Linked DNA regions of Mus musculus: regions 1, 2, 3, 4 and 5 are each linked to region 6. The links are chromatin loops, found by intact Hi-C in ENCODE. Cell type or tissue: left cerebral cortex. All regions are shown on one strand. Region 1 overlaps Gpr26 (G protein-coupled receptor 26). Region 2 has its middle 55 kb from the start of Gm34725. Region 3 has its middle 65 kb from the start of Gm34725. Region 4 has its middle 55 kb from the start of Cpxm2. Region 5 has its middle 17 kb from the start of Cpxm2. Region 6 overlaps Cpxm2 (carboxypeptidase X 2 (M14 family)).

What was found. Peaks named below come from ENCODE experiments on the same cell type or tissue, not always from the same donor. Only the 100,000 strongest peaks of a DNase experiment are listed, where the experiment ranks them.
Region 1: a loop joins it to region 6, with 4 times the contacts of the local background. A loop is called at or near these places in 2 of 42 quality-filtered maps.
Region 2: a loop joins it to region 6, with 3 times the contacts of the local background. A loop is called at or near these places in 2 of 42 quality-filtered maps.
Region 3: it touches region 6 in a loop (9-fold over the local background); 2 of 42 quality-filtered maps call a loop at or near these places.
Region 4: it touches region 6 in a loop (10-fold over the local background); 4 of 42 quality-filtered maps call a loop at or near these places.
Region 5: a loop joins it to region 6, with 5 times the contacts of the local background. A loop is called at or near these places in 2 of 42 quality-filtered maps.

What each region holds. Positions count from the first base shown.
Region 1 is chr7:131,967,602-131,971,601 of GRCm38, forward strand. All of the region lies in intron 1 of Gpr26 (G protein-coupled receptor 26), which reads left to right. Among named protein-coding and RNA genes, the nearest start is that of Gpr26, 3.1 kb to the left of the region's middle. In left cerebral cortex, no CTCF peak of the experiment used is centred here; DNase peaks (open chromatin) are centred at 612, 1,823, 2,073, 2,866 and 1 more place; H3K4me3 peaks cover 3,654 bases; H3K27ac peaks cover 2,975 bases.
Region 2 is chr7:131,906,239-131,910,238 of GRCm38, forward strand. No RefSeq gene overlaps it. Among named protein-coding and RNA genes, the nearest start is that of Gm34725, 55 kb to the right of the region's middle. In left cerebral cortex, a CTCF peak has its summit at 2,221 (motif pointing left); DNase peaks (open chromatin) are centred at 741 and 3,636; H3K27ac peaks cover 701 bases.
Region 3 is chr7:131,897,106-131,901,105 of GRCm38, forward strand. No RefSeq gene overlaps it. Among named protein-coding and RNA genes, the nearest start is that of Gm34725, 65 kb to the right of the region's middle. In left cerebral cortex, CTCF peaks have their summits at 356 and 2,402 (motif pointing right); DNase peaks (open chromatin) are centred at 378, 1,615, 1,881, 2,455 and 1 more place; H3K27ac peaks cover 765 bases.
Region 4 is chr7:132,207,466-132,211,465 of GRCm38, forward strand. No RefSeq gene overlaps it. Among named protein-coding and RNA genes, the nearest start is that of Cpxm2, 55 kb to the left of the region's middle. In left cerebral cortex, no CTCF peak of the experiment used is centred here; DNase peaks (open chromatin) are centred at 264, 1,706 and 2,030; H3K27ac peaks cover 1,359 bases.
Region 5 is chr7:132,169,624-132,173,623 of GRCm38, forward strand. No RefSeq gene overlaps it. Among named protein-coding and RNA genes, the nearest start is that of Cpxm2, 17 kb to the left of the region's middle. In left cerebral cortex, no CTCF peak of the experiment used is centred here; DNase peaks (open chromatin) are centred at 2,416 and 2,774; H3K27ac peaks cover 1,172 bases.
Region 6 is chr7:132,066,092-132,070,091 of GRCm38, forward strand. The region is part of intron 7 of Cpxm2 (carboxypeptidase X 2 (M14 family)); the gene reads right to left. Among named protein-coding and RNA genes, the nearest start is that of Cpxm2, 87 kb to the right of the region's middle. In left cerebral cortex, a CTCF peak has its summit at 1,948; DNase peaks (open chromatin) are centred at 1,351, 2,020 and 2,805; H3K27ac peaks cover 1,093 bases.

The sequences.
Region 1 (4,000 bases), 98 kb before region 6:
GCCCTGACCCAAGACTCTGAGCACTTGGTATTGAGTTAGGAAGGTCCCAGCATCCCGGGAGATCCCCTTTCTGCATCAATGGCATTAAGCACGGGTGGAATAGCAGATCCTGTTTAAACGGGTGCCTAGAGCTTCACTTTCTGAAACATGGGACTGAAACCCCAGCCAGAACATCTTGTTACCCTTATACTCTGGGCAGTGAACTCTGTTCACTTTTCGAAGCTTGAAAGTGGTTTGGATCTGAGAGGGGTATCTAGAGGATTGGAAAACCCTTAAGAACTCTTCAAATGGTGGGTGTTATTCCTCTGGGTCTTTGCAGTCCTGGGTGTGGTGCCACCTGGATCTCCTCGCATGAGTCCTCATTAAACAGAATCCATAGCACCTTCTCCCAGTGATGAGCTCTGAGGGCCCCAGTTCTTCTTGCCTTCCTAGAAGGTTCAGTCCATCGTTTTCTAGACTTGGAACCTCAAGGTCCCTTAAAGAATTTGTATCTCAGGTTTCTGAAACCAAGCCTGCCCACCACTTCCATTCTGTTGACTTGCTATTTCTTTGGAGAAGAAGGAGGGAGGCAAATGGAAAGATGGACTGGGAACCTCCGTGGTCCTTAGTGTTCCTTAGGGAGAAGAGGAGGAAACTGTCAATCGGGCTGTTCTGAGCTCACCTCATCTTTCCTCTTGAGACTAGGACATCAAGAGGGAGGGTGCTTCTGTGGCCTCTGCCAGTTTATATACATTAAAAGCAGACTCCCTCTCTGCTGCCTGGGACTTAGGAGTCCACTTGACACAGAAGATACAGCACACAGGGAGCAATAGTGATGGACAGTTAGGCTTCAATGTGTGAGCAGAGCCCCAGGATGTGGGGAGCCTTGGGGAATGGAATGTAGACCCCAATGTATATTCACCCTCCAGGGCACAGTGGACAGACTGAGCAAAAGCCTTTGTGAAGCTTCCCTGCCTTGAGCAATGTCACTATGCTGAATGTTACTCTACCCGCTCATCAGAAGGGCATGGCTGAGTGTGTCTACTGCCACCCCCTGAGCACACATTCAAGATGACATGGTGGTCCAGTCTTTCCCAAATAAAATCTTCCCCACAGAAGCTTAAACCAAATGTGCTTACATCAGCTCTCTCAGCAATGGTCTGTGCAGTTTAGTCATTTCAGGAGAGAGTCTGAAGCCACACTTGTAGAAACATTCCCGTTCATTGTCCTTCACTTTAGAAGGGGCTGGGGCTGGGTCCGGGTCCGGTTCTGGTTCTGGTTCTGGGGCTAGTTCTGGGTTTGGGACTGGAACCGGGACTGGGGCTACTGCTGGGGCTGGGGCTGGGTTTGAGGCTAGAACTGAGGCTGGGGCTGGGGCTGGGGCTGGGGTTGGGGCTGGGGCTGGGGCTGGGGCTGGGGCTGGGGCTGGGGCTGGGGCTGGGGCTGGGGCTGGGGCTGGGGCTGGGGCTGGGGCAGTTTGTGAGGATGCATGGATGTGTTAGCGCTTGCAGACTTGAACAAGTCCTAGAAAGCCCCCTCATGTCTAGCCTCCCAATGGAGGGAAAGAAAGGCTGAGCCAGGAGAGGAGCCCATTGTATTTAGAGCAATGCAAAGTCCACCACCAGCTCTCAGCCCACCAGAGAGGAGGGTGGAGGCCACTTTGAATTCTATTTAGAGACAGGGACTTCCTCTGCTCCTGCCAGTCTGACTTCAGGTCAGAACTACAGTGAGTTATCTGGGTGGTCTCCTAAGCAGGGACAGATACTAAGCAGAATCCATGTCTTTGTCACCTCTGCAGAGAACCTTGCCTCTAAACCGCGGGCTGTTTGGAGGAGTCCCAGCTTCTAGACCCCCACCCCACCCTGAGGAGCAGCTCCATTAGGTCACAGAGCCCCAGACTCCTTAGTGAGCACAAACTGTCTTCCCAGAGGCCTCAAGCAGGAGTGGGGTCGGGGAGCAGGGGTGGACCTCACAGAACAGGACAGCTAGTCCACAGGGGACTCCATGACAGCTGATCCTCAGGCTGCCACTTTGGTGGTACAGATGAGAAGACATGGTTCTATCTCTAAGGGCTGCTGTGAAGTCCTTCCCCGCCTCAGCTCTGGATATCCTTTGGTGCTATAAGCCTATGTTATGCTATGCAGTCTTTTGGTGTCAGTCCAGGACAGTAGTCTATGGACAGTCAAAACAGCAAGTGGAGTCTTAGCTCACTGGAAGTCATCTCAGCTACCCCTCTTACCTCGGGACTTCGCTGGAAGAGATGTGGTTTGGTACCCTTTGTTAGGGTGGCAGAGATAGCTGCTTTTCCTGCAGTACTGAATAGCAAGCTTTGCCTCTTTGCTATAAGCAACCCCTAAACGTCAGGAACCTTCCTTTTTCTAAATCTGAGATCCAGAGTGGCATCTTTCATTTCTGTTGTTCTAAGGTTTCCCAAGTCACTTCCTTTAGGAAGCAGGTGGCACTTGCCTGGTCCATATGCAAATCTCAACTCTCCTGGTGCCTGCTATTCAGTTCTCCCAGCCAAAGCTTTGGACAGGGTCTAATTACAACCTGTGGCTAGCAACCTCCTTGTGGGGTCTAACAACTCTTTCACAGAGGTCACCCAAGACCATCAGAAAACTCAGATATTTACATTTTGATTCATAACAGTAGCAAAATTACAGTTATGAAATAGTAATGAAAATAATTTGTGGTTGAGGGTCACCACAATATGAGGAACGGTATTCAAGGGTCACAGCATGAGGAAAGTTGAAAACCACTGCTCCAGTTAAACCTCTTCTGCTGCTGCCAGGGACAGCCAAGCAGACCAGGCTCAGTGGTGCCGCTGTAGTGCCTTCTTTTTCCAGCCCGGCCCAGGCTCATTACCTCAGACAGATGGCTTCCCCAAGATAAGCTGTTGGTGACAGAGTCTCTCTAACAAGCTGAATGGGAAGTTCCTCCCAGTGTATAGGGGTTTCTCTCTACCACCTCAGCTTCCTGTGAAACATGGCCACAGGGACTGGCTGAGGGCTGGCTCTGCCTCTTCAGGATGTCAGAGGTTGGCTGAAGGGTCAGACTCTCTCTGTGCCCTTGACTTTACAGAGACAGAGGTCGCTCCAGAAACGGAGGCATGTGATGAGCTCTAGAAAGTAGCTTACACCCAAATCTGTCCGTAAGGTTTATAGAGCAACCAGGCAGACAGAGGCTCACAGACTGTGTAGATGCTTAGAGGTTCTAAATTTGGTTTAAAGACTGTTATGTGAAATGCATTCTAATCCCCCTGTCTTGGCAGATATACCTCCTAAAAGTGGGGTTCAAACTTAGGGTTTTAGGCTCCTTTGGGGGCTAGTTTTATCTGACCAAGTGTTTCTGCTTGACTGCTCCATCCCTGACTCCACCCACGGGTGCTTCTCTTGAGCCATGTGCATATGCACGGCAGCTTACTTTTGGGCATGGTACCGGGGCTCTGATGAATTTTGGAAGCAGAATCAAGGCATTTGGACAAGGAATCTTTGCTCTAGTAGAGAATGGATGACGGGCGTAGCTCCAGCCCTAACCTGCAGGGCTCAGAGCAGGGACCACTCTTCGCTAGCTCTGAGAGGGGGCCACGGCTAGTGTGTGCATCCTAACTGCAAACTCAGGGCTCTTTCTCATCACCAGTCATCTCATCTCATGTCTTTTTATTTTTTTATTTTATTTTATTTTATTTTATTTTATTTTGATTTTGATTTTTCGAGACAGGGTTTCTCTGTATAGCCCTGGCTGTCCTGGAACTCACTTTGTAGACTAGGCTGGCCTCGAACTCAAAAATCCGCCTGCCTCTGCCTCCCAAGTGCTGGGATTAAAGGTGTGCGCCACCACACCCAGCTCATCTCATGTCTTAAATGCCAGAAAGCCAACATGGGCCAAGCCAGTGAGGGCTCCAAGTGTGGGCTCTGGAAGGACCATGGTCATCTGAGATTGTTGAGGACTCAGGAGCTGCTGTTACTGGGACCGAATGAGTGCATCCCCCTGACAGCCAGAGAACCTGCCTGCTTGGTCT
Region 2 (4,000 bases), 160 kb before region 6:
GGAATTTCAGATGCCTGCTCCACACAAGCGAGCCGGAAACAGGAGGAGCTAGGCTCTGGATGAGGATGAGGTCCACAGAAAGTGCCAACGAGGAAGGCTTTGGGGAACTAGTGTGTGGCGACTGTAGAAAATTCAACGGTTCCCTCCACTTCTGCGATAGCAGGTTTGAAAGAGAAGCTACCTCTGCAGTTTCTACAGAAAGCTTACCACCTCCCTAAGACTGGAACATCTAGAAAGCACTGTGACTACGCGTCTCGACACCAGGATAACCAGTCAATTAGCAATGTCAGCATCAGAACTAAGAGAGCCAATAGAACCACTTCCCAGATGCCTGAAGGGCAGGACCTGAGGTGCTGAGTGGCCCTGGCCCCTGCCATTTGTGCCCTTCGCTCACCAGAAGCCACTCTGGCTCCTGCTTCCATGGAGCTCTGGCTCCTGGGCCTCTGGAGCCAAAGTACTCAGAGTGCTTCCAGGAACTGCTATTGCCCAACATCAATTTTATACCACACTGCTGCTAAAAGCGCCTGCCGCTGGGAATTATCCAACACAAGACCGACACTTAGAAAAGTCTACCAAAAAAATAAGATAAAGGGTAAAAGTGCCCAGCGTGGAAAGCTACTTAGTCTATGTATTTTTCTTCTCCCCTCCCTCCTTCCAAACGTTCCCCTTCTCTCTCTCCATTCCTTCCTTCTGCCACTTGCACATCCAGGGAACATTTTAATTTTGGAAAGAAATGAGAAGTGAGCCAACCAGTCTGTGAAGTGAGTTTGGAGTGTGGGAGGGTCGGGTTGGAAGGAGACGACTCAGTTCCTGCTTGGGGTAGGTCGTTCTGTAGAAGCCTCTGGAAACCCTGTAAGCACAGCAGCAGTGGCCCTGAGGGCGGCCTTGGAGAGTGTCTGGATGCTGAGAGATACAGGGACTCAAGGGTCACCATAGACAGGGCCAGTGAGCCTCAAGCTTTAGACAAGGGTAGAGGCAGAATCTGCCATTATTCCAGAAAGCTATTCAACCAGGTGGCACTATGTCAATGAATCCTCATCTGAGACTTTTAAAACACGTGACAGGTAAATCTTTGTATGCGTGTGTGTGTGTGTGTGTGTGTGTGTGTGTGTGTGTGTGTGGTGTGGGTTCAGGTGCATGTCTGTGTGCATGCATACACACACCAGAGGCCAATCTTAGGCATTTTTTTCCTCAGATGCCATTTGACTTGCTTTTTGAAAACAAGTCTCTAACTGGCCTGGAACTGGACGAGTAGGCTAGGCTGACTGGTGCACGTGCCCCAGGGGTCTGCCAGTCTCTACTTCCCCAGTGCTGGGGTGACAATAATGTACCACCACACCCAGCTTGTTGTTTTGTTTTGTTTTGTTTTGTTTTGTTTATGTAGGTGCTAGGGATTGAGCTCAGACCCTCACACTTCCATGGCAAACAATCTACCAACTGAGCTATCTCCTCAGATCTGGGTAGGCCTTAAGATTGATATTTTGATAGCATGGGGTAGAGTCCCGGATGATAGAAGTAAACTTGAAAGTAAATTCCCTTAGGTCCCCTGGAATAGAAGTTGGTGGGGTGATCAAAGTACATGAAACTCTACTACTTTATAAATTGAAAAATACAATTAAAACATAAGAACGGGGCTGGATAAATGGCTCAGCCATTAAGAGCACTGGTTGCTCTTTCAGAGGTTATGAGTTCAATTCCCAGCAACCACATGGTGGCTCACAAACATCTGTAATGGGATTTGATGTACTCTTCTTGTGTGGCAGCAACAGCATGCTCATATACATTAAATAAATGAATGAATGAATGAATGAATGAATAAATAAATAAATAAATAAATAAAATAACAAGTTAAAAATGAATAGCGGTAGCTTCCATGGGTAGAGAATGCAGCATCCAGAAGTTAGAGGCTTTTAAACAAGTGCCAGGTATAAGATACCTTTGTAGTTATTGGCTGGGAAGGTCCCAGAGGCCTCCAGAAGAATTCACACTACCGCCATTACCATCAATTATCTTCTGGAACTAGATGGTAAGGCCCTATTGCTCAAAATACCTCACAGATTGGTTATAGAACACAAAGAAATCAAAATAGAACTGGATTGGAAATTCCCTCCTTGCTGACTTGCGTTGATAGTGCCAGAAGGTGCTATGTAAGCCACCGTAGGAGGAAATGCAAAAGTAGGTCAGCTAACCATACCCAGGTGTGCTACAATACTGCCCCCCACAGGCAGTACATGGTCACTGCAACAATAATGGCATGACTATTTGTGGGATAACCAGTTACTTTGTGTCTGAACTTGAGATCCTCTTCATACAAGGGAAGACATAACTAACGCATTACAAACGTGGTCAAAGGATAATGACTGGAAGATCACAGACACATCAAACTGCCTTCTAAGTATTCACCTTTATGCCCGTAGCCTAGTCCTACTCTCACTCCAGGGCAGAAGAGGAGAGCTAATGCAGAGACTTTTATCTGGTCAAAGTACTAAGGACACGTGATTGACATGAGCTCAGGCTTACGTGGATTATCTGTATCCCCACCCCCCAGGTCCAGGGACTACTACAGAAGAGATGGTAGAAGGAATTTTGAGCCAGAGGATAGGAGGAGTGTCACAATGCACTGTCATCCAGATAGGACGTAGCCATTGCAACCATGAACACACAGCGACTATGAACACTTGCACAGAAGCAGGCCCTCCCGTATGCTACTGTGGATGGAAGAGGTAACCATGAGATGCTAACGGTTCCTGAGGAGCTGATGGCTGCTAATGGATGTTGGAAGAGGGTGTGTCACTTTCTCCAGAGGTGTAGCCAAAAGGGTGGGTTGGGATGGGGGTGGGGTGCTCTAGGTGGAAGAAGGATAAAAGGAAAGGAGATACCAAGCATCTAAGTTAGGGTTTTACTGCTGTGAACAGGCACCATGACCAAGGCAAGTCTCAAAAGGACAACATTTAATTGGGGCTAGCTTACATGTTTAGAGTTTCAGTCTATAATCAAGGTGGGAGCAAGGCAGCATCCAGGTAGGCATGGTGCAGGAGGAGCTGAGAGGTCTACATCTTCATCTGAAGGCTGCTAGCAGAATACTGACTTCCAGGCAGCTGGGATGAGGGTCTTAAAGCCTACACCCACAGTGACACACCTACTCCAAAAAAACCACACCTTCTAATAGTGCCACTCCCTGGGCTGAGCACATACAAAGCATCACAGCGAGATACAGAAGAGTAATGGAGGAGAATATAACCACAATGCACCGTGTGTGTGTGTGTGTGTGTGTGTGTGTGTGTGTGTGTGTGTATGACTTTAAAAAGTAAAAAAAAAAGTAAAAGCTGTCCTAGTGAGAAACTGAGGGTAAAGTGGAATTAGACAGAAGCTTTGGACAATGAGAGAGGAGCCTTGGGTCATCTGGACAGGGGCATTCTGAGGTTAGATAGAAGGGCAGCTGTGCCAGCAAAGATTCCTATGTTCTGGCTACCTTATTCAGGGATGACAGAGCCTGGCTGTCTGCCAGTGCTGTCCCTCTGCTGCCGGCCAGGCATCCTGCCTCCCAGATCAGCTGTGCTTGCTGTTGTAATTAAACAGTTTACAGAAGCTGATGAAACAGGCGTGCCAAAAGCAAGAGTTGTTTCCATGAAAACTAAGTTTAGTTCTTTGGAAAAAAGCTTGTTCTGTAAATGGAAGTCGCTAAAAATACTCTCTGAAATGGGTGTGGGCGGGATGATTTTAAAAGCCTGGAGAGAGTCATATATGTTTAAAAATACCTGCCCCTGCTTGAGTTCTCCCTTATTTTAAAGATCGAAATTGGAAATTATAGACAATTTTCAGAGCAAGGATTATATAAGAAAAATGACTGGGAATTCATAACAAAGGCTTTATTCTCGAAGGAAGGCTTCCGTTAAGCCAACGAACGACGTGGGTCTTAAATTAAGATAAAATGCTTAATGTACCATGATGATGTGTTTAAGGAGAATTAGACAAAATCAGAAAGGGTCATTTCTCATTC
Region 3 (4,000 bases), 170 kb before region 6:
TACCATCTATCTATCTATCTATCTATCTATCTATCTATCATCTATCTATCTATCTATCTATCTATCTATCTATCATCTATATGTGATTTATCTATCTCTACCTGCCTATCTATCTTCTTCCTCTACATCATTTGTCTATCATCTATCTATCTATCTATCTATCTATCTATCTATCTATCTATCTATCTATTTTAGAAAATGACTACAAAGGGTTAGAGTGCAAAGAGGCTTGAGAAACAGTGAAGCCACCTTATCCAGAAGTCAGAGGCCATGGTACAGTGCCTTCTGCTTCTCCTTACAGGGAGTTCTGTGAAACCAGCTAGAAAGTCCTCCAGGACCTCGGCTGTCAGCAAGATGACCACTGAGGGGAGCCCTTGAACCATCAACCATGAATGTTATTGTCCTAGTTTCAGGTCGTAGTCCCACAGCCGCTTGGATTTGTGGCTGTCCTTACACCTGATGTCCTTGAGTTTGCCTATGATGCAGCACGTCTCCTTTCTCCAGGTGCAGGACCAGAGTGGACAACCCAAGGTAGAGGAGCTGGGCTCTGCCACACAATTCCTGTGTGACTCTGAGCAAGCCATACATTCTCTCTGGGGCTGTCTTCTTATGCCAGTCAGGATCCTTGGGAAGGGGCAAACAGAACTGGCTCTGACCAGCTGAAACTTTTTGGGGCAAATGCCAAGGATGACAGAGATGGAGCAAATCAGGAAAGAGCAGAGAGGGGCTGACAGCCAAGACCCAACAAGGTCGTCTCAACGGAGATGCCTTGCTTGTTCTCACTGCCTGGCTAGCTGCTGTCCCTGCTGAAGAACTCTGGAACAACCCTGCCCTCTTTGATCCTGCTTCTCTGAGACCCCCATCAGGGTTCCTGTCCTGGTTGAGGTTGCCTGGCTTCAGAATCTGTACATGGATGGTTCTAGAAACAAGCCAGCTCCCAGGTGGGAAGGGCTTTGGACCTGATAACTACATGGGACCAATATTTGTCACACTCCTTACCTGTGCAGTTAGCTCTAGGCTAGCCTAGCTTGAAGAGCAGCAATAGCAGCAGAAGTGAGGACAGCAATGTACCTGATGTCATGTCCTTGGTGATCCTGTAGTTCACACCACGTATCAAACATTGGCCACAGTCCCTGATGGTCATTAACTCACCAAACACTCAAGAAACTCCAAACATAAATCTGATCATGTTATGGACAAAGAAAGTGGGTGTGGTGGTCTGTTTTCTTTTACTATACTGAAATACCCAAAGCTGTGTCATGCCTAAGAAAAGAGGTTTATTTAGTCAGGGGTGTGGTGCTGGCTCACTTTTGCTTCAGCTCTGAGTGAGAACCCTACAGTGGGAAAGTAAAAGGGGAGCTGTGAATGCCCACCACAGGCTTGTGTTTGAACACTCAACCCTGGCAGATGGTGCCATTTGGGAAGGTTGTGGGGTCTTTAGGAGGTAGGGCCTTACCGGAGAAAATGTCTCAGGGGGAATGAGGTATGTATTCAGGTTTACAGTCAGGCTCAGCTTCCAGCTCCAGTTTCTGCTTCTGCTGCATAGTCTGTGGAGATGTTAGAAACCATGCCACAAGTTCCTACCAGTGTGGAACGCAGGAGCCAGCTGCTACGCCATCCCTGCTGTGAATCTATGAGCCACGTAAGTCTCTCTACCTTAAGTGGCATCTTCTCAGGTGTTTGGTCACAACATTAAGAAATGTAACTAGTGCAGAACCTCAGAGGACTTTGGGATGTCAGTGGAACTACAAACCCTCTTAGTTATCTCTAAGGGGAGATGAATTCCCCAGACTCCAGACCCTACCTCAGGAAGGTTCCATTGCCTCTTAGTGGCACTTCAATGGAGACCAAACTTCCAACACAAGCCTCTGAGTTCACACTTAGACTGCATCTATACTTAGCAGAGAGTTGAAATTATATCTCCAAGGTCATGCGCCTAGTGAGAGGCATTAGGGATAATTCCAACGCAGGCATTTGGTTCTCTTAACCCTATATTAGACTGCTACTTTGGGTACAGAGACCCTCGCTACCCCAAAACCCCACTGAAGGGCGAGCATGAGTCAGCGTGGGGCATACATACACACACACACACACACACACACACACACACACACACACACACACACATATATAGTCTCTAGGGTTTAAAATCTTTTCTGTCTGCTAAGGTGAGGCATCCTGATTTTCTGAACAAAAGAAACATCAAGAAATGTTAGACAAACACAACTGCGTCTGAGGGAGAGAAGTAACATTTCATCTTCAGACATTACACCAAGAAGTCTGTGAAATGAGAAAAGCCAACCAACATTCACTTTCAAAGCCCTTCAGGGCCTCTGACAAAAACTCCTCAGGCTTTCTGAGGAAGTTGGCAGTGGAGCGTCTTTACAAGAGATTCACCACTTGGGGGCAGACTGGGCCTTGTGGAGAATATCAAGTTTGGGCTTGAGAAGTGTCTCAGCCTAAAAAAAAAAGAAAGAAAGAAAAGCAGGCTGTTTGCAGCCTGGCCAGGATGCGTGGCTCCAGGGACCAGAACTGTATTTTTATCTGCTGCTCATTTTTAGCAATCTGGTAGAAGTCTTCTTTTTTGACACACAAAAGGAGTTGGCTGCCTTTTGCAAGAAGGAGTCCCTGTTTAGGAGAATGGTCTATGGCTGGAGCTGCTCCTCTCAAGTTTGTCACCAGAGCTGTGCCCTTAGGGAGATCACGTCCCTCTTCCTCCTCCTTGCAAGCATAGCTCTGCATTGCCTCTGGTAGGCCAAATGCCTTCCTGCTTCTCAGCTAAGCTGGACAGCTTTGTCATGGTGATAGACCCTGGGCTCCTACAGCTACCCATCATGCTTTGGGCTGGGCTGAGGACCTCCCATTTGGGCAAATGGGGATGAGTATTAGGTAACATACTCACCCTCTCATGCCTGTCCCCCCCAATAAGCTGACTGGGCCTAACATGAGGTGGATGTATGCCTGAAGATGTTCCTGGCAGGCATTTGCTCTGCTCTAGGCCATTCCTAGAACTTTGGTTCCATCTGGGGTCCAGCCCTGAGAAGGGCAAGATCTCATTTAGAGGAAGAGCTCAGCTCCCACAATGCCTCCTTCCTTCCCAGCTCTAGACCCTGGTACGTATGGGCTCCTAGTTGCCACCCACTCAGGTTCCAGTAAGGACCACAGCATGGCAGGGTGGAAAGCTGTGCTTTCCTGCCCCCCAAGCTTTGCATGAGAATCTTTCGGGTCCCTGGGGTCTGGTGAGTTGAGTGAGTGAAGTAAGGCTGTGTGCCATGTGCCTCATGGCCTAACTTACACACCTTGCTATGTGTGCCTTTCCCTCAGGGATGCAGGATTTGTTTGTTTTACCGTGGATATTCTTAGAAAGATTATAGCTGGCTCCAGTAAGGCAATAGGCCCTGGGGGAACTGCAGGGAACAGAGCAGGACTAGCATTCCATAAAGTGTCCCAGGGATGACACTACCCACAGTGGGTTGGACCATCTCATATCAACCATTAATCAAGAAAATGATCTACAGACATGTCCATGTCTGATGGAGGCAATTCCTCAGCTGAGGTTCCCTCTTTGTAAGTGACTAGTTTGTGACAAGTTGACAAAAGCTAAATAGAAGACTGTTACAAGAACCCTCAACAGGGCTCTAATATATGGACCTGGAGGCATGTCCTTCCTTCAAAGTCATCAAATGCCTACTATGGGTGGTCCCAGCCACTGCCTGTGGGAAGCTTAGAGAGCCAAGGACCTAGTACAGTTGCTATACTATGGCTTGGTCTAGAATGTAAGAGAATTGAGGGGAAGATTGTGCTGTGCTTTAAATGTTCCCCTTGCTCTTTCCACTTAAAAGAAGTACATATTAGATTCATTTGGTAAGAAGGATTCCTAAGTGAGGAAAGGCCCCACCAGACTGGTCTGTGGGAAAGTCTGTGTGGGTGGTACCACTTCTGGGCTGGTAGTCTTGAGATGCATAAGAAAGCAAGCTGAGCAAGCCATGGGGAGCAAGCC
Region 4 (4,000 bases), 140 kb after region 6:
GGTTTCTTGCTGTCGAGCCTTTCCTGTCTTCCCAAGGGCAAAACTGCTCAGGTTGAGTCTCCACTATTACCAACAACATTCCCCGTGTTAACAGCATATATTCCAGTCGGAGAACTCAGCGGTGATGTAAACAGTGGTCTCCTTGGCCTTTTGGATCTCAGAAAGCAGAGATTCTAAGTTTAAGTTACTTTGGGGACCCAGATTGCATTAGCCAAAGCCAGCAGAGCCGTAAAAATACCATCTTAGCGTCATCTCAGTAGAAAGCATATTCCTCTAAGTTGAATAAACTTAGCTTATGAAAAACTCATTACATTTCCTTTATGTTCCACATTTAACCTCAGACCAGGGAATGCTTGACTCATTCCTCATGTTTTCCACACAGACCAATGTTTAGAAATTACTTCTCTAAAGTGCATAATGAGAAAAAATTTTTCTGAGATACCATTATGTTAACTTACAAGCAAGTCAATGCCCTACATGTTGGAGGGGCACAAGAAGAGGGATGAGATTTGCAGGCCCAATGCCTGCTGCTTGGACAGTGAACCCCCATCTCACCCCAGCCTTTGATGCCAGCAGTGCTGTTTTTTTTTTTTTTTTTTTTTTGCTCTGATACCCAAGCTCATTCTTCTATGTAGTATCTAGACTACAAGAGTCATTTCTCTTGGTGACAAAGCTGTGGCATGGGCTCGGCTATTCTTCTCGTCACCCCAACCAAGACCAGGGGATGTCCGGCTTGAGGTAGTTAGGAAATAGAGGGAATGTGAAAGGGTGAAGGGCCTCCCTCATTCTTCTGACTTGATTTCCATCCTCAGCTGGCTGACATCTAGTTTTTGTGGTAACTGACCAGACAGCCTGCAAAGGCACTGCATTCTCTTTCCAAGAACTACTATAAAGGACACCGTTAAGAACAGCCTACAGGCCATCCTTAGGTCCACCCTCCTTGTGACTTATGTATAACTACAGATACCCCTGACCATGGTTTTTTGGGGGGAGGGGTTTGCTAGCTCTCCTGCTTCACCCTACATCTTCACAGTGTCCCCCAAAGTCATTCCTCCTCAAGGACAAAATCCTGCTTAGGAGAATAAAAGAAATGTACAACGCATCCTTTCCCTAATAGCTAAGCTCGGAGGCAGACCAAGGAGTTTCAAAGCCCCCAGATCATGTGTACAGGGACTGCTGGGGTGCTTGCATGTGTGCCTCCCCTAACCCGGGCACTTGACTTCTTTAAGTGTATCTTGTCTTCCTGCTTGATCAATAAACTCACTCTGCTCAACTTGGACTCCTCCTAAAGTTATTTTCTGTGAAGGATGTCAAAGACCTGGGTGTGCTCCCGGGGACTCCGGAGGATTCTGGGTGTATGGGCGTATTCCTCTCCTCTGACTGCATGCCTGAAACATTAACCTGTATTTCTTCCCTCTGATGACCCCTCACCTCTCTTTCTTGTTTCTTCCCCTGCCTTCCATGACTCTCCCCCACCCCACATGTACAGCTTTTGCACATGCCCAGAATGCCCCTATGCTTTAGAGCTCCCCCACCGTGTCAGAGTGCCCCCCAGAACATTCTCAGGAACCTCCCTGTCCCCTGAGCTTCCATAACGCGCTCAACCCCACTTGTTTCTCAACCACTTCCAGGCATTTCTGAATCCACCCACTTGCATCCATTGATTGGCAGCTAACACCTACACTGCTCACTATCATAGACACATCAGCTTTATGCCTTCCAGACATGTCCAGTTCAGGGCTGGGGCTGACATAGGGTAAAGCAGTGTTGCCGCTGCCTTCCCTGCAACTCAGCCCACATGCAGGTTGGCTTATAGGAGCCAGGTGAGAGCATCCACTGCTCCGCCTCTCCCAGCTGGGGGAAGCTGCTCTATTATTTTAATGCACATCTCACCCTGATGCATTTATTCTGCAAGTTCTGGTCTCCCTCCAAGCCACTGCCTCTGCCATGCTGGCTGATGCTGTCTATAAACATGACAGTCTGGGGCTATATCGGGATTTTATGAGTCTCTGTGTGAAGCGGATTAAGATTCAGTGTGAAATTCTGCTCCTTTTGAAAACTCCCCTTCCCACTGCTGCCCACCATTCAGTCTCAGCAGCCCTGGCTACCTCAGGGGCTGGATCGCAGTGATCTGTAAGCTGTAGTAGTCACAGCCGATGGAGAACAAGTAGGGACCAGCCACCCTCCCTCTCCTCCAGAGTCACTATTCTTGAAAGCTTATGCTGCTTTTCTTAGTACACAGGCACAGACAGAGGCGGCTAGGCAGTGCCTTCCTTCCTCAAACCTCCACCTCAAGCGAGTGTAAGAGGGTTGGCCAACCGGTTGGCCCTGTCCAGAACTGTCCAAGATTTGGCCTTATGGGTTCCCTGCCTGCGCGAACCAGGATTTATTGGTAGCTAGAAAAAGGTGTCACTTCCAATTAACATTAATCTTAGAGTCAGGAGTCCATGATCTTGGCTTCTAGGGTTCCCAGGTGAGGGAGGGCTGCATGATGCGTGTGAAACCCCAGGGTTCCAGGTACCTGCCCACCTGGATGCTTGGCTCCTTAGGTCATGTCTACAATTTACTCTAAACATGGAAAGAAACTATGGTGGTGGTGGTGGTGGTGGGTCTCTCTCTCTCTCTCTCTCTCTCTCTCTCTCTCTCTCTCTCTCCCTCCCTCCCTTCCCTCCCTCCCTCCCCATCCCCAGAGGTCAGTTCTGCTGAGTAGTGAGGTTGACATGGGACCAGAAAGGAAAGCATGGCCCCCGTGGGAGTCTGTACCTGGAGTCTTGTTACTACTCTTAGTGACTCAGGGCAGAGAAGCAGCCTTGAGGAGAGGGGCTGCAGTTGGGGTCCAAGCTGCGGCTGCCTGCCCTGCTTGGAGACTGATGAGTCCTAGGCCTCCCAATTCAGGGCTCTTTCTGTAGACTGTGGCAAATCACACCCGCCTGGACCATAGCTATTTAAGGGAGGCCAGCTGCTTACTAATGTGGGGATCCTGCCCTTCACTCTGATTGAAACAGAAGTGCGGGAACGGGAATGTGGTCTGCACGGTGACATTTGGCCTACACTTCCCTTCAGCAAGGGCCTGGGAAGCTACACCTGACCCAAATCCTCAGTTTTACCAACCAGCCTCAGCGTGATACTAGGTCTCTATTCTATAGTCACATCGAAAGTGCCCGGGCCCCGCCCCCCATCTTACCTAATCTGGAAAATTCTGCTTAGAAAATTGCACTCTTCTCCCAACCAGCCCTGCAATGCTCTGGAAACTGAGTTTGGGAGGAATCCTCGGTTACTTGGCACCTGGAGCCTGAACCCAGCAGCCCCAGGGAAGCCTGGGAAGAGAGGGGCATCAGCAAGAGCTGGTTTCCATGGAAACAGGACTCCAAGCCTGGGATCCAGAGTCACCTTAGCTGCTCTGAGTAGCCTGTGTGGCTCACACCTGTGCAAGGGGCTCCTGACCATCTATCTAGACCTGGAGGCAACTCTCCCCACAAGGAGCGTGGTCCAGGCTGACCATGGCTGACAGTACCAAGTCTTAGTGTTAGGATCCATTTAGTCCCCACTCTGTCAAACCAACCGGACAGGAGGAGCATCCAAAGAAGGCGCAAGCTACAGAAGATTCCTGTCGACTCTCCCAGCTGGTTCCCAAGAGAGAGGGAGTGAGTTAGGCCTAACTCCATCACCCCCCTCCCCCGCTCTCCACTCGAGAATATGCCCACTGCTCCACTCGAGAATATGCCCACTGCTCCCAGAAAAACACAATATCTCTCTGTTCAACCCTTCTACTGCCCCTGTGCCACGTGCCAGGCCCACAACACCCAACCCTCAGCTGCCCGTGAGCACGCGCCGCTTCCCCAAACTCCACTTCACCTGCTCTGCTTCTTTACAGATGGGAAACAGGTTTCCGTCTACTCATGAGCTCCTAGAGTCCCCGTGTTTTTAAGTTCCCCTTTCACAGCCTATCACAGGAGCCTCCAGACCCTGTCCCTTTCTAGTCTGAAGACATTTCTGGGGT
Region 5 (4,000 bases), 100 kb after region 6:
CATCATGTGGTTCTGATATTGCCTAATTGCTGGGCTGTGCAAAGCCTCCAGCCTCTCTCTCTCTCTCCCTCTCTCTCCCTCTCTCTCTCTCTCTCTCTCATTTAGTCTTTGTTGACAATTCCCCAAATGCAGGAGGTTAACAATCAGCCCTCAACATCAGAAGCATGACTCAGACGGAAAACCAATAAAAGCTCCCCAAGGGACGTCTTTAAACAAGTCACTCTGGTCTCATAGAATAAGCCAGAAAAGATGAAACATAAGTGACTGACTGAATCCATGCTGCTCTCCTCCCACCCCCACCCCCAGCCTGTTCTTTGAAAGCAGAAGCCATGCAGTGGATGGTCGGGGGCTTGCCCAGTGTCTGGGAGAGGAATCCTCATGTGCTCACCCACAGGATTACCTCTGGAGGCCAGATAGGGGCATACGTTAATACTTACCCGCTTTGACTGGTCTCTCACATCTCAGGCCACACCCTCCATAGGATCCTGCAAAGGATACTTCCTATTTCTTCTAGTTTCTGGCCTTCACGGGTTCTCCTAGTCATGGCCACTTGCCTCCAAGCCCTACCTTCTCTTCACCCAGCTTTGCTTCTGTGTGGCATTCTGCATACAAGGCTGGGCAATAGTCAGCTTTTATCCCTTTTCTAATAAAGACTTCAGTCAGATGAAGCCTAATGACTTCATCCTTACTTAATGACATCACCAAAGACTCTCTTCCTGAGGACTGTTACACTTGCAGACACCAAGGCATATATCTTCAGCACATCTTTTTAAAAGAACACAATTCAAGCCACGACAGGCAGAAGTTTCTTCTGTGTCCGAAGTGATGGCTTTCTTCCTAGCACTGTATTTAATAAGCACATAAGGACAGCTACTAAGTCCTGGGCACTGCAGCCCCCAACAAACAGGTGAGCAGGCTCCCACCATGAACAATGCCACGGGAATAGCTTGAGCCCACCGGGTGGGTTCCTGTCATCGTCTTGACCATCAGTGAAGTTCCACAGGAAACAGCAATGAAAAAGCCAAGTCCACGTCATGAGTATCAAGCAAAGAGGCCTTGAGCAGGAAGGATCTTTCCAAGAGTCCAGAGAGGAGAGTCCTCCATCTCCAGGACTCCTCAAATGGCTCTGCTGAATGGACATAGAGGATGGCAAGAGACCGTGGGGAGACCTCAGGTCACACAAAGCACTTACTTAGGTGTTACCAGGAAGGCAAGACTCCTCCGGGGTATCTGTGAACCCCATTCCTAGGTGTCATTCACTGAACACCATTCCCATGACACCCAGTAGCCTACAGAGGGGAAATGCATGCATCCATTGAATTTACAGCTCTCTCCCTGAGTCCTGTGACTTGCAAAGGAGACTGCTCTGGTACTGTGCTCAAACATCAAGGCCCCAGTCTGCAGACAGGCCATCATGAGACATAGCACAAGAAGCAGGGAAAGGCTGAGCTGATGACCATGCCACCCTGATGGTCAGAGACTGTTTTTTTTTTACATGGGATGCCCTCTTTGTTTCTGTAATTGTTACCTTTGTATCACTGTAACTAAAACACCCGACAAAAGCAGCAAAAAAAGAGGCAAGATTTACTTCAGCTCATGGTTTCAGAGGGCTCTGTTCCTGGTCACATGACCGCATACAGATTATCAGGGTCTAGCAGCAGGAACCTGTGGTATGAGAGCTTCTTTACCTCACAGCAGACAGGAAGCAGAGAAAGAGAGAGAAGGGGCCAGGGACATGACACCACCAAGGATCCAATCCCAATGACCTACTTCCTTCAGCTAGGCCTGCTGCCTCTTAACGTTTCAAAACCTCCTCTGAGCTGGGAACCAAGTGTTCAACACAGGAGCCTAGAGGAGGCATTTCGCACTGAAACTCTATCAAATGCTCACACAAGACTCGCCAGTTGAGGAAGGCTCAAGAACACGAGGCCAAACATGCCCATCTTCTATGCTGTGAGCATTCCGAAGGAAATTAACTAGAGCTGCCCTAAGCTTCATCCTCAAGACTCCCAGGGTCTAGGCAAGTCTCCACCCACTGAATTGTCCAAGGTCACTTTGCCTCTTTGACGTAACATGAGGGCACGCAAGTTCCTGATGCGCTGGAATGTTGTTTCAGTTTGATTCATGACTATGGAGTTTGACAGAAGCTTCCTGGAAGATTCGGGATTGGCTTTGTGTACATGTAAAATAAAAGAGGCAATGAGTGTATTTTTAGCTAAGCATGACTGACAGCTATGTTTATTAAGATAGGAGCAATTACGCCCTTGCTGTTATAAGTTATACACAGATCTGCCAAAGGAACGGTGCTTTGTCTAAATGTGGAGTTTCAGGATAGATAAGAAGAAAAAAAGAATCCTCACACTCCAAATAGCATTTGGTGAATGACAGGGTAAGACACAGTTTCTTCTATTTCTTATTCTTTTCCTGATCATCTCTTGAGTAGTACTGACTTCGTCAAAGAGCACTGGATCATTGCTTCATAAATGTGTTTATGTGTGTAGGTGGGTCTGTGGATGCAGCCAAATGAATGTATGCATGTGTGTTTGATCCCTTATTCCCACAAAGGGAATTAAAGGTGGCTAACAGAGCTAAATAATAAAAATTTCCTAGATTTTTTTTCCTTCTGGGTGAAGAAATCAGGGCAAGTGAGACGGAAAATGAGGAATAAAAATAGAAGAAAAGAATGAGAGGGAAGTGGGTGGAAGACAGGAAAGAAAGAGAGGGAGAGGGGGAGGAGCGAGAAAAAAAATGAGGAGAGGAAATGGTGAACAAAAGCTTCTGTTTCCATGGTGACCAGAAGCTCCAGGTCCATGGAGACAAAGCCCTGGAAGATGCTGAGGACAGACTGTTAACCTGATGCCTGCCGTGGGCGTCTTTGCAGCATGGGTCCAGTTCAGGAGGCAGCCCATCCTGTCCTCTAGAAACTGTTTCTAGCCCAAATACCACACAACTCCGTGATCTGGGGCTACAACTGATTCACCAGGGTGGACACTGGTCGATTAGGCTAAAAGCATCTCTTCCCTGAGAATCCAGAGTGCATCCTGAAGGGCAGTACCTGATGACTTGGCCCAAGGCATGGCACATATAAGCTTGGGGGGAGGGGCTCTGGGGGAAATCTAACATGCTTTATGGATGGGGGAAGGGAGAGGGTGAATGCTGTCAAACTGAAGGTCAAACTGGTGCTTGCCAAGGTCACCTGTAGACTCTATGAGGTTAAACCTACTTCTTGGTCAGTCTCCCAGGAGAGCACTTCAACACTGGCTTCTTTCTGAACACACTTCTATTTTATATTCTGGGATTGCAGATGCCTGGGTTCTGTCAGCATTCCCTGGCCATTGCTGGGATTTGCACATCTGTACATATCAGTGCTGGCTTGTAGTTGGCTGTCGTGTTCTCATTCCATCCATGCCTGTGGCTTTAAATGACGTGCACATAGATGTTTGCTCGTATGGCTGTCAAGCTCAGCTCTTCCTCTGAGCTGTCAATTCCATTGCCACACATTCCATATATTCCTGGAATCCCCACCTCACCCCCGTGGCAGACACTCAATAAGTATTGCTTTGAAAACCAATCACAAAAAAATACAATGGAAGACTGTGGCTTAGTTAGGAATTTGTTGCTGTGAACAGACACCATGACCACAACAAGTCTTACAAAGGAAAACATTGACGGTTCAGAGGTTTAGTCCATTATCGTCATGGTGGGAAGCATGGGGAACGTGCAGGCAGAGATGGTGTCAGAGAGGTAACTGAGAGTTCTACATCTGGATGAGAAGGTTGAAGAGACAGTAAGCCACTAGGCCTGGCTTAAACTTATGAAACCTCGTAGCCCACCCATCAGTGACACACTTCCTCCGACAAAGCCACACCTACTCCAGCAAGGCCACGCCTCCTAACATTGCCACTCCCTAGGGGCTTAAGAGGGCCATTTTTATTCAAATCACTGCAGAATCAGAAGGGAGTCCACGAATATTTCAGTTTCTAGTTTGGGTTGCTTAGGA
Region 6 (4,000 bases):
ACAGCTGCGACAAGGCAGATGTGAAGACTGCTGACTCACCAGTACAGCGAGTCTATGGAGGGTTCATGAGACTTGGGGTTCTGTTGATAAAGGGATACTTGACCAGTGAATGGAAGTGCTTCTTTTAAAAAAATTGTTTAAAGCAGAAGATGAAAAGTTTTCTTCTATCCTCTGAAGAAACTACCTCTAAGCCAATGAAAGTGAAATTCCCCATGGAAAGAAGAGGGAAGAAAGCATGGTGAAGACCATCCATGGGTCAGGACTTTGGTTATCTGGACTGCCAGGCCTACTACTTTGCCTGGATTCCCACCATCACCACCTGTCCTCATGCACAGGCTGACCACACAGCATGGGGGTAGACTCAGCTCATTTCCCTCCTCATGGCCCAATGTCCCTGGTTATCCTCAGTCACCACGTACATTAATACTGCCAGCCAGTGATTCTACAACTCCTGATTCCTCCTTAACTGTTGTTTACCTGCACCATATTAAACAACAGCCACCCTGCAGCTCCTGAACATCTGGGGTGTGCCATATCATGTCTCAAAACAAAGATAAGATACACGTTCCTGGGAATCCTATACCTTTCCTACCGGAGAGGGGCAAGCCATTGCTCAACAAGAGCATGCCACACCCTACCTTAAATATACCTACCAGCTATATTTTGGTTCAGGTCAACTATCCTCCTCAGAAATGCCTCTCTTATACCCCAATCCCAAAAGTTCCTTTCCTAGGAGTCGTGGCTGAACTTCCTAGCCTTCCTTCCACATAGGGAGGGAACACAGCTCACGTAGGAACTGTCTTCTTTCCCAGCACCCACCTGATACCTTTGCTCCCTCCCTTTTATTCTTGCTGGCCTCCTTGTTTGGACAGAGACAATCAGTCTTCATCCCTCTCTGTCTGCTAAAGTCTGTCAACAATCCAGATGTCAACTGGTCCCCAGTTATGGCCGAAGCTTCTGGCAGCCATGAGCAAGCAACTCATCTGTCCCCATCCCATTTGTCATTAAGCACAGGTATGCTAAATTTCAGATTATAGACTTGTGGTAAGTGACAGGGCCATGGTCCCTATCATTCCAAGTAAAGGAGATGAAAACAAATGTATATTTAAACAAGCAACCAGGGGGTTATAAATACACACACTAGGAATGCCTCCAATGTTCTCTTGGCACAATTCTCTCTGCCTCAAAGTATGGGTGTTTGGATAGATTTCACCTGCTTCTCTGCCTTCCCCACCTCTTGCCCCTTCTCTCTGCCTGGAACATAAGCCATGTAGCTCAGTGCTCTAAAGGCATAAGCTGCATGGGAGTGACCCACACTCTCATCGCTGTCCTCTTACAGCGTGATGAGTGTCTCCACTCTTTTTTTGGTTCCTTCTTATTGCTGCGTCTCATTTTATTGTTGGCTATAAATGTCTCTTTCAGTAGTAGGCTAAGCCAACTATCCTCTCTGAGGTAGAAATATTTCGACAGCCACCTAGAAGACTCCATAGAGGGAGAGGGCTGGCAATTCTGTCTTCTCATCCAGCCCCAAGAACCAGCGATCTACATGCCAATGGCTTCTGGTCTGAGTACTCAACTGGGACTGAGAAATGCTCCCTGGACAGTTTCCAACTCAGTGATTTTGGGCAGTAAGACTTCAGAGGTGACTCAGAGTGGCTGTAATGGTGACCCTGAGCTCTGCCATCTCCTGAGTGGTGGTCATCATAGCCACCTCATATATAAAGCACATACTGCTAGCTCTCCCCAGAGGGCCCCAGGGATGCACGTGGGATAGCAAGGTCTCCGTCGCAGGGACTCTGAGCAGTCAGCTCACTTAGCATACACCTGAAGCTCACTGTGCCAACTAAACTGATACTTGTCTCACTGCTGGGTGTGAAGAGATGCCTTGGGACACCCATCGAGCAAGGCTATGTTAACCCACCAGGGCTCCTGAAGACAGAATGGTGGGCAGAGCCATAAAAATACCCCGAGAAAGTGGAGCAGCAGGCATGAGTCACCAACCTCACGTCCAAGCACATTATCTCTGTTTTTGAAGAGCAAGACAGTAAGAGGAGTTCTTTAGCACATCCCACTTCTATGTCTGTGCTGACAGGTGTCTGGAAGCCGTGCGTATCTCAAGTTAAATGACAGTGGCACAAGCCAGGCATGCTCATTCCATGGAACTGAAGGTCAGCCTGATAACTGATCTCAGAAACACCTCCAGCCTTTGTTCTGGGCAGCTGGCTCTGTCTGTCAGCCCACAAGACCTCCCTCTGAGGGACATTAACTAGTCTTTGGTGAGTCCTTACTTGCCAATGTAATCCTGAGGTTATTTCTGCATATCATCTTTAGTCACATACTTTCCAGCACACTGTTGTAGACCGCTGTCTTCTGAGCATTACCAGCCACCATTGTCTTCAACAGAGCAGCTATGATTACTTGTCAGAGACCCTCAAGTTCCAGCCCATGGACCGTTGACCTCCCCTCATAGGAGGAAGGAGCAGGGCCATTGGACTGTTCTCTGAGAGCCCAGCCATTTCTTCCTGTGCCTCCCTGTCAGGTGAGTGTAATTTTATTCTAACTGCATGTGGCCCTGTCTTGAAGGTACCGGGTTATACAGAAAGCAGAAGGTTAAGTGAAGCTGTTGGAGGACCCTGCCTCCACAGCTATGAAGAAATTGTCATTCATTCTGGGCTGAAGCTTCCTGTTGAAGCAGCTGCTTTAATATCACCTACATTCCTGTAAGTAACCCCTAACTCATAATTTGTACGGAAGCCTAATAAACTCTTTGCTTTAGCAAGTTGGATGTCAGTGAAAACAAACTCTGTCGTTGGTACTTTATCTGAGGGGAACAGACTTTTGTCTACCCAGGAAACACGCAATGCACATAACTGGGTGTGAATGAGGCCCGGGGCTTCTGAGACAATGAACCGAGTTCAGGTGCTGCTGGCCCTTTGGCCTTCTTAGGGGTGTGTTGTAGCCAGCACACACAGGCTGACACAGCTCAGAGTTACTGAGACTCAGGGTCAGTCTGAGAAAACCATACTTGATCACCAATTCCTGCTACCTGGACTCAGATTCCTAACAATGCCAATCATGGGTTCTGAGGCCTGGCTGTAGAGAAGCATGGGACAACTTCTTGAACACTTCCACTAAGATTTCCACTTCACTGTGTCTGAGGTGGCTCACATATAGATATTTTATAAATCTTCCAGGTCACACATGTCATGATGCAACTCACAGACCATGTGAAGCTTAAGAAGAAGAAAGACCAAAGTGTGGATGCTCCCATCCTACTTAGAAGGGGGAACAAAATAATCACAGGATGTAGAGGGAAGAAAGGACCTTGGAAGGAGAGAGGAGGAAGAGGGAAAGGGGGGGGGTGCAGGATCAGGTATGGGAAGAGACAGGAGAGAAGTACAGAGGGCCAGGAAATTGAACAGAAATATGTAGCAGTGGTGGATTGGGGAGCTGGGGGTAGCCACTAGTAAAGCCCAGATGCCAGGGAAGCAAGAGGTTTCCAGGACCCAATAGGGATGACATTAGCCAAAACACCCAACAAAGGGGAGATAGAACCTGAGTAGACCGTCTCCAGGAGATAGGCACAGCCCCCAATCGAGGGATGGGGCCACATAACCATCTCAAAAGGAAATGCAGGGACAAAAACATGGAGCAGAGAGTGAAGGAAATGCCATCTAGAGACCACCCCACCTAGGGATTCATCCCATCTGCAGACACCAAACCCCAACACTATTGCTAATGCCAAGAAATGTTTGCTGATGGGAGCCTGGTATAGCTGTCCCCTGAGAGGCTTTGCCAGCACCTGAACAATACAGATGTGGATGCTCACAGCCAACCATCCAACTGAGCCCAGGGACCCCAATGGAGGAGTTAGGGGAAGAACTGAAGGAGGTGAAGGGAAATTGCAACCCCATAGGAAGAACAACAATATCAACTAACTGGCTCCCCCCCCCACACACACACAGCAAAGCTCCCAGGGTCTAAACCACTAACCAAAGAG